2 separate regions of the Homo sapiens genome follow, and region 1 is linked to region 2. A link is an interaction called in ENCODE POLR2A ChIA-PET data of the cell type or tissue named here. Cell type or tissue: IMR-90. All regions are shown on one strand. Links, peaks and the distances in the headings refer to the core of each region. The heading gives the core; the rest is flanking DNA. Region 1 has its middle 55 kb from the start of PDE5A. Region 2 has its middle 69 kb from the start of LINC01365.

What was found. ChIA-PET counts read pairs that join two places held together with the same protein. Peaks named below come from ENCODE experiments on the same cell type or tissue, not always from the same donor. Only the 100,000 strongest peaks of a DNase experiment are listed, where the experiment ranks them.
Region 1: POLR2A ChIA-PET joins it to region 2 with 5 read pairs; 5 of 35 experiments call an interaction of 5 or more read pairs at or near these places.

Annotation. Positions count from the first base shown.
Region 1 is chr4:119,681,465-119,685,870 of GRCh38, forward strand. No RefSeq gene overlaps it. Among named protein-coding and RNA genes, the nearest start is that of PDE5A, 55 kb to the left of the region's middle. In IMR-90, for the core only: no CTCF peak of the experiment used is centred there; a DNase peak (open chromatin) is centred at 2,277; H3K27ac peaks cover 2,763 bases.
Region 2 is chr4:119,733,515-119,737,920 of GRCh38, forward strand. No RefSeq gene overlaps it. Among named protein-coding and RNA genes, the nearest start is that of LINC01365, 69 kb to the right of the region's middle. In IMR-90, for the core only: no CTCF peak of the experiment used is centred there; DNase peaks (open chromatin) are centred at 167 and 1,837; H3K27ac peaks cover 2,085 bases.

The sequences.
Region 1 (4,406 bases), core at 280-4,279, 52 kb before region 2:
ACCAGGTGGTAAAAGCTCTCTCAGCCATGGTGAAGGTTTTAATTTTGCCCTAAGACTAACGGGAAGCCATAAAAGTGTTTTGAATAGAAAATGACATGACTAGAATTGCCTTATTAAAAGCTCTGTTTGGCTTTCATTGGTAAATGGATTACAAGGTAGCCAGAATGAATTTAGGAACCTGATTAGGAGGCTATGGCAATAACCAAACCAAGACGTGTTTGTGACTTTGGGCTAGGGTGGTCGTTCTCCAAGTGTCATCTGTGGGTCCCTAGAGGTTCCTGGAGATCCTTTCATGAGATCTGCCTGGTAAAAATTATTTTCATAGTCACACTAAGACATTATTGGCCCTTTAAATTGTTTTGACATTTTCACTGCTGGTACAAAAGCCATAGTTCTGGAAATTTAGCTCTAATCAAGGCTGAGGCACTAAACTGTGTTTACAGTCATTAAATTCTTCATCTCTACACATTCTCAGTGAAAAACTGCAAGCGTTCTTTAAGAATATCCTTGATGAAGCAGAAACATTTATTAATTTTATTAAATCTCATCCCCGACTATATATCTTTTTAATATTCTGTGTGACAAAATAGGGAAGCATTTTGCTGAAGTAGCTCAAAGTTATCACCAGCTTCCCAAAGCAGAAGCTACTTTTCTCTTTACAGTAACAGAGGTCAGGTGCTTAAAGTAGCAGAAGGCTGAAGACAGCCAGGATATGGGAGTGAATGCTCTAAAATCCAGAGAAGAAAAGAGATAAACATAATGGGGTCCTATATAAATATGTCTATGGGCAATTATGAGTCACTCTGCAAAGCTATTCAACCTCTCAATCCTGACTGTTAGGTAGTCGTAAATAGAGTCATAGGGTGACGCTAGAAAGCCATTGTCTGGTGGGTACTAACAGTGATCTGCTACAGCAAGCTCATAATGGATCAGAGAATGCTTTGTGTGCATCTCTTTCCAACTCTGCATTCAGTAATGTCAGGTTGGTAGCTTGGAATCAGACATTGTGTTCATATTTACACCATGCAAATTGGCAAACACTACAAATCAGGGTAGTGGAGAATGGGTTGTAAAACGTTTACCAACACACCTCTGGTCCTAGTTAGACCTCTGAATTCTTTCTCCCTCTGATGTTCCCAAGGCAAATCATTGTCTTTCTCCATGAATTCTCATTTATTTAATAATCTTTGTTTCAAAAGAAAATTTGAGATAGAAGTTGGCATTGTTTAAAATGTAAGTATTTGGCATATAATATATGATCAATAAATGTTTGTTGAATATCAAGTGTTAATTGAATAACATGTAAGTCAAATAAAGGCTAAAAATGTATATTTTCATTACCACTGATAACATTTTAAATCTGTCTCCTCATAACATGTATTTTGAATATAGCACTTACATCATATTAGAATTATTTGTTTATATTTGAATGCCAAAAATCTAGCTATTATGCCAAGGAACAGAGTCACTGAATTTCCTTTTTTCTATTTATTTTCATGAAACTATATCTAGAAGAAACTAAAATTTTACTAATTCATTTTCTCAATGATACATTAGTTTAAACAGTTCTATTGTTGACATTAATTTAGAGAAAAAAATAGGGACTTCAGAATTTTGAGAGAGACTTCATTCCATCATGGTTTACAAAATTTTGTAAAGCTACTCTTCTTTAGCTGTCAATTGAAACAAAAAAATAAGCTCACTCATAATCCATTTTCTGTCATTCATGGATTAATGGGCGAGCTTGTGGGGTGGTTATGTCATCTTTGCTTTTCTTTATTCTCTTTTTAGCTTCCTGCCACTGAATCTTTGCATTATTCTTCAGAACCCACACTACTGCCTGACCAGGGAAATAAAGAGCTCTGAAACACAAGTATTTCTTTTACTATTTTTTTAGCAGTTCTCCAAAAATTGTTGTCATAGGAGGAGGAGGCCAAAGCAATTAACTTAAAAGGAAAGTGTTTATATTTATTAGTTTCAAATATCCATTTACCATAAAGGTGGATCTGTTTAACTTTATACACAAAAAAGGGACTAGAAATGCTACTTCAATAAAGTTGAGTTTGTTTAAAATCTCTAAGAAACTTACATATTGTCCACTTCTACAAAGGAACAAAACTTTTTAAAATTAGATAATAACTCTTCTTCCTCCAAAAAGCTTTCACATTTCACAATCTTAAAATACATTTCCACAGCAGGTACTTTGTCATGATGAGTGCATTGGAGCATGCTCCTTGGAAGATAAACAGTGGAAGATAAACAAAATGTTGGGCTTCAGTTATAGCACAGCCTTCCAAAATAAATAAAGTGACTAGTTAATACTTAGAGTACTGGAATTTGCTGGACTGTTAGCCAAACGAATGTGTACATATGTTCAAATCTTGAATCTCTGGTCTGAGGAAAGAGCAGAAAGAAGATAAATGAAGGACCACTGACTGACCTTGTCCAGAGGGTGTTAAGTATTGTAGGGACCATTCCTATTCATGAATGTGCGTGCTTGTGCATGCGCCTATGTGTGTGTGGTGGAAGATGGGAGTGAGGTAGGGAGGAAAACAGATAAGGTTAGCATCACCTTTTTTTTGACAGTTGAAGCTAAGCAGACAGTCTCTAAAAGTCTTTTTCTGACAATTTCTAAGGCTTCCATGATAAAAATCACTTTGGGTATCTCTACCTTGGGTGAGGTTTCAGGCAGTCTGATTCTGAAGATTTTTTTTGCTGATGGTGATGCCATCTTTTTAGTTTGAAGATTCAACTAAGCTTTACTACAACTTACTTGGTCTATTTGTCTCTCCACTATGTACAAGTACCTGTGTTTGTATTTTTTTTTTAGCAGTCTCTCAGGATATTGGAAAACACCTAGTTCACAAACAAATACATAAAACTAACATTAAATTTCCAACGCAGCATCTGAGGAAAGTGCAAATATGTACTGTATTGGGCACAGAAGAATCTAGCTCCCTGAACCCATTCTCGATGATCAGACTTAAATTTAATCAACATCACCATGTCCCCCAATCGTTCATGTCTACGGCAGCCACATTGTTGGTTGCACTGGAACTAGGAAAAAACTCTCTTCACTGATTTGCATAGAAAAATAGGAGCTGAAAGAAGGAAACCAAGAGGTGTAGGTGCAATTTCCGAGAGACTCATCAATGCTCTTTAGTTCCCAGAATAACTGTTTCCTACTCTTGGCAGGTCGACCTTTGGGGCAATGTGTGATTTCTCTTTCTGGGCCAGTAAATAGTGAAGGTCAATTCTATTGTGTGGGATAGGGGTCAAGAAAAAAGGAGAAGAAAAATGGCTTTCTGTATTAGTATTAGTTGGGGGAATTTTACCTCTTCTTTTTAATCTACATACTTGCCTCTGAATAACAATGCTATTTCAAATATTTAATTCAAGACACACGTTGGTGTCAAGTTGCAGTAAAGTACCACTTTTGATTTTTCAGGCCCTTAGGAGTGTTATACTTTATTCCTAAAATTTCCTTGAGATCTTAGCATGTTTCTATTCTTTTTTCATGCCCTTCAGTTTATTTCTTACTACTACTTCTGGAGTTTGATTTGTGGATCAAGCTAATTCACACTGAGTCAATAGAGATATGCATTTTGAAAACTCACCTTTGAGCAGCTATTTTACCATGTTATTTTTCCTGTACCAACTGACATCCTCTAAAGGAGAGTTATGTTCCTTTAACCTCACAAAACACAGTTTGATATTTCAGAAAAATGTATGGTTTACAAATCAAAAGTAACATGAGGCAGAAACATCCTTTGTGAAAACTAAAAGGAGGGACAATTAAGCACAGTTCTTAGTTTAAGAAGACCCTATGTGTATAATTAAAGTCAGAATTCAGAATCATGTAAATGGCTCTGCTGAAATTATATCAACACATGTAGGTAAAAAGGAGAAAAACAACAAAAAGTTACGTCACATTGTAGTAATTATTTCTTTACTTCCTAAAAGTGCCATGAGAAGACTTTTAAAGGACCTATTGTAAGTCGCAACAAATCAGAAATAGTTCACTGTTCAATCAACAAATAATTTTTAGTATTTATCATTTGCCAGTCAAACTGCTAGCTCTGCTGCTTTTATAAAATACTTTTTTCTTCTTGTCTATCAGAATGAAGAATTTAAGATTCAGTGTCTTCAAAATGACATGTAAATAATTTTCTTTTAATTTAGTAGATATTTAATAATCATTCTAAGTACTTATATATAATTACTTATAATTTTTTTTTTTTTGAGACAGAGTCTTGCTCTGTTGCCCAGGCTGGAGTGCAGTGGCACAATCTCGGCTCACTGCAACTTCTGCCTCCTGGGTTGAAGCAATTCTCCTGCCTCAGCCTCCCGAGTAGCTGGGACTACAGGCATGCACCACCACACCCGGCCAATTTTAGTATTTTTAG
Region 2 (4,406 bases), core at 167-4,166:
TAGGGAACCCTTGCATTTCAGTCCGCCTCTGGGTAAATCCAGTTCATTGCAGGAGAATTCAGCAGTGGTACTTGACACTTGGTCACTCCCTCACAGAGGATAAAAAGTGGTGGATACAGCCTGATCACACCAACTAGCTTATAGGCTGTCTTAATACATTCTTTAGTGATTACACATGCTCAAATTCATGAACATCATTGGTTTACAGAAAGCAGCAATGTTTCTAGTATCTTGTATGTTCTAAGAAAAAGCCATTTGCCATTGGAAGGGCCAAAGTAAAACTTCTTCTTCACTCTCTGAAGGTTCACTGAAAAATCAGCTCACAAAAGGCAGATTAATTGGAGAAAAGGCATACAAATCTATTAACATGTATGAGAGACAATCATAGCGTGATTACCCAACATCCCAATGAGGTACAGATACTACTTTGTAGAGGAAAGGGTGATGGAGAAGTGCAGATGATTTTAGCGGGGTAGTAAATGATTTTTAGGGGAATTCAATGGACTTGAAGAGCATACAATGAACTGGGACAAAGTCTACTGGGCCCACAGAGCGGGCAGTGGTTTGTGACAAAATCGTCCAGGTTTGTTGACAGACTTCAGTCTTATTTTCTGTGATGAGCTCAGTTAATAAAATCTCCAGGAAGGGACCAGAGGTAATTATTTTTTATTTGTCAGGTCCAGACTTTAGGCAAATAAGAAACTTCAGAGAACAGATTTATCCTGTGCTTTGGGAGACCCAGAAGATTGAGAGATAGGAGGAGTGGGGAAGAGTAGGTCAGAGAGACCTTGAGCCTCTTCTTCAGTTCAGCATGTCAGAGTGCCATATTTCGGGGTGTTGGTTTCTTTTTTCTTTCTTTTTTTTTTGAGACAGAGTCTCAGTCGGGAGTGCAGTGGCGCGATCTCGGCTCACTGCAACCTCTGCCTCCTGGGTTCAAGCGGTTCTCCTGTCTCAGCCTCCCGAGTAGCTGGGATTACAAACACACACGGCCACGCCCGGCTAATTTTTGTATTTTTAGTAGAGACGGGGTTTCCCCATGTTGGCCAGGATGATCTCGGACTCCTGATCTCAGGTGATCCATCCGCCTTGACCTCCCAAAGTGCTGGGATGACAGGCGTGAGGCACGGCGCCTGGTCCTGGGATATTGGTTTCTAAACCCCAACACCATTTATAACTTTTCAGAGTTAAAGTCAATAGAGTAGAATTTTAGCAAATTGAAGAAAGATAATAGGGTCATAATGTCTACAATCTTACAATGATGCTTGATTCATATTTTTATTAAAGAGCCAATTTAGAGAAAAATTGTAAATAATGGTGATGATGTGAATCAGAGAAGAGGCAAGAGTTCAGCAATATGGAGGCCTTTCACTGCCTATCCTAGAAAACGCTGTTCTTATGTGTTACGTGGAGTATAGATACCAGTGCTTGGGGGGCTGGAGTCTCATTCTGATGCCATAAATTTGATTCTGAGCTTAGATTATTTGTTTAAAGCAGTTATCTGAAGTGAGACAACACTTACAAATAGATAATAGGACTGCTGTTTAAAGTTTCTGAAAAACCACAGAGCAAGACAATGTATTGAAAAGAATAAACAGTGGGGATTTGGAATGATCTTTCTGAATCAATAACAAGTGACAGAAAAGAAAAGAATTACTGATTTTCTAGCTATTTGGAATGACACAACACTTTCTGGGATTCACATTTCATATCAGAGTTGTTTAACCAGCAAAATGCTGAAGTGATTAAATATGAAACCACACAGCTGAGGCTGGAGAAAACTGTTTGTTCAGAAATGCTTCTGGAATGAGACTGCAGCTTTAGTTATTTTTGTTTGGTTGGTCAGTGATGAAATGTGCTATACTCAGCCTGCTAAAGTTATCCACAGAGGAAGGTTTACTTTGGTGGTTTTAAGGTATCTCCTTTCAGAATTTTGATGTGGCAGCACATCCCTTAACAGCTCATTTCCTGAGGGATACTAAACAAGAGGCAAACCTAGGAAAAAAGACAAGTTTAAGATCTCTCACCTCACTGTGAACTCTTTCCATGTTTAAACATAGAAGACACTCTCATAATCTGGCTTCAACTGAACACTGCCACAAAGGCCCTAACTATTTATTACGCAGTGACCCAGGGCCTATTTTTCAACGGAAAAATAAGAGAAGATATCTTTACTAGCTTTGTGCCTTGCCCAAACATGAAACTGAAGCCAAAATGAGTGAAAAGACTTTGTTTTACCTATAACAATTTAGTTAAGAGAAAATTTTTATAGGTTTATGTGCAGAGTCAACATCTTTTGGTTATCCACTGGAAATTTATAACTATACTAATTTATATCACTTTATTAAATATCCATAAAAATCAGGCTGTTAGTTATTGAAAAATAAGGAGCTCACAGTTTGAAAGATGATAGGCATGTGGTATTTTTAATTATATCTAAACTTATAAGTCAGGGGAAATGGTAGATACAGTTTCTAGTGTAAAGCTTAGGTTGGGATTGAAAAGGTAGCATGATTGGTCAGGGCACACCTTGGGGTTTAACATTTTGTGGTGTCTGTTGGGTGCCTTGGACACTGGAGATCTTGGAACTGTATCCTGGAATTGCATATGGAATACAGTCATCACATATGCTTATAGAGTTAGCACTTCATGGCATGCCATGGATATGCTATTGTCATCTGATGTTTTCGTCTTACTTCAATGGTATAATGCAAAATGGTTAATAATGTAAGTTTTTTTCAAATATAAAATTACTTATAAGACACACATATTCTTAAGAAGCCATATTACTAAACCAAGCAAGCTAAATCCTCAAAACAGGAGACGAACAGCAGAAAGGGATTGCAGCTACATGGAGAGACTCACCAATGTGTCTGAATAAAGTGAATATATATTTTTGAAAGACATCATTTCCAACGGTAAAATGAATGGAATTATTTCCTGCTAAGACTAATCTGCTATAATTTGATTGGTCCATATTCTTTAAATGTAATAGCACCAGTTCCTGAAATTCTTAAGTTATTAAAGATACAATATTTTAAAGGTTCTTTTGATCACAGTTAAATTACAGATGATTTTTATTTTTCTTGGCATTTTATAAAAAAGTTAAAAAATAGCTCTTACCAGTGGTGTGCTGGTAAACGTTCACTACCCAGCTTTCAGGGCAGGGTTGGGGATGTCCTGATTCAAAGTATTTGATGATCAACCAGTATGCAATGCTCCCATAATGGCCAAGTTCAAACTACCAATGGGATATCAACCAGCTAGAAAACCTCCAGAAAGTTTAGCAATTGGCTCTCACAAAGCAGGATGCACAGCTCCAGCACACTGACTAAGACTATTTTTGTCTTAGCCGAATATAAGAGCAATCATCATAACTTAGGAGTTTATCAAATTAGTAACCAAATGTGAATATGGAACCTCAAACACTCTGCCATATGATCCTCCAAACACCTATAAAGAGAAAGGGGAAACATAATAGGAATAAAAGTAGAAAAGTTCTACTATATTTGCTATATCCAGAATCTTACACCAAATATACTTTAAAAGCCTATTAAATTCTGTGAACAGCTTCCTAAGACTTTGGATAAATATTAAATGTGCTTATAAAATATAAATGTTTTTAGTATTACTTATAGCATGGTGTTGTTAGAAGTACAATGTCAATAAATGACCATGAATAAACTTATTTACTGCCAGTTGCTAAACCTCTTCCTTGTGCTGCTTTTTAATTTATATTCCTCTGTTGTTTCCTCTTTGGCATCATTTTTCCTCAAATTAGTTTCCTCTATGACAATGCCAATTTGTTTCACCAAGACAAATACCCTTGTGAAAGCTCTTTGTCAGCTAGACTGTTTATAATACAGAACTAAGGTGATCTTATTTTTCTTCTTCAATACCGCTCCGTAAATGAAAACAACCTTATAGAGATGTTGCCAACCCTCTGCCAGAGCTTTAAGAATTTTTTGAAAAATAACCTCTGAATAATCTCAACATACCTGAAAATGTTAATAATTTAGGGAAAAGACACTTAGTTGTTTGTTTGATTTACCAGAATCTAAAGTTACAAGTAATAGCTTCTTAACTTTGTTCATTGCTTTCAGCAGCTCAAGCTTGGGATTCAGAAGCTCTATGCTGATTAAGCCTCTGAGAATTTTTTCTTTTCTATTGGCAGTTGATAAACAGCGCTTTCACGATAAATGTACTGTAATATAGTTCTCAATTGTGAGATTTTTTTTTTTTTTTTTTGGTCAGGGGCGGGTATAGTTAAGATACAGACTTACCAAAGAACACATAATTTGATAACTTTTACCAAGTCTTTTTTTTTTTTAAAGCACTTAATATGTTTGAACTTGCTAAGTTGTCTCTCATCTTCTATTTTTGTTTTTTGTTTGCTTTAACACAGTAGA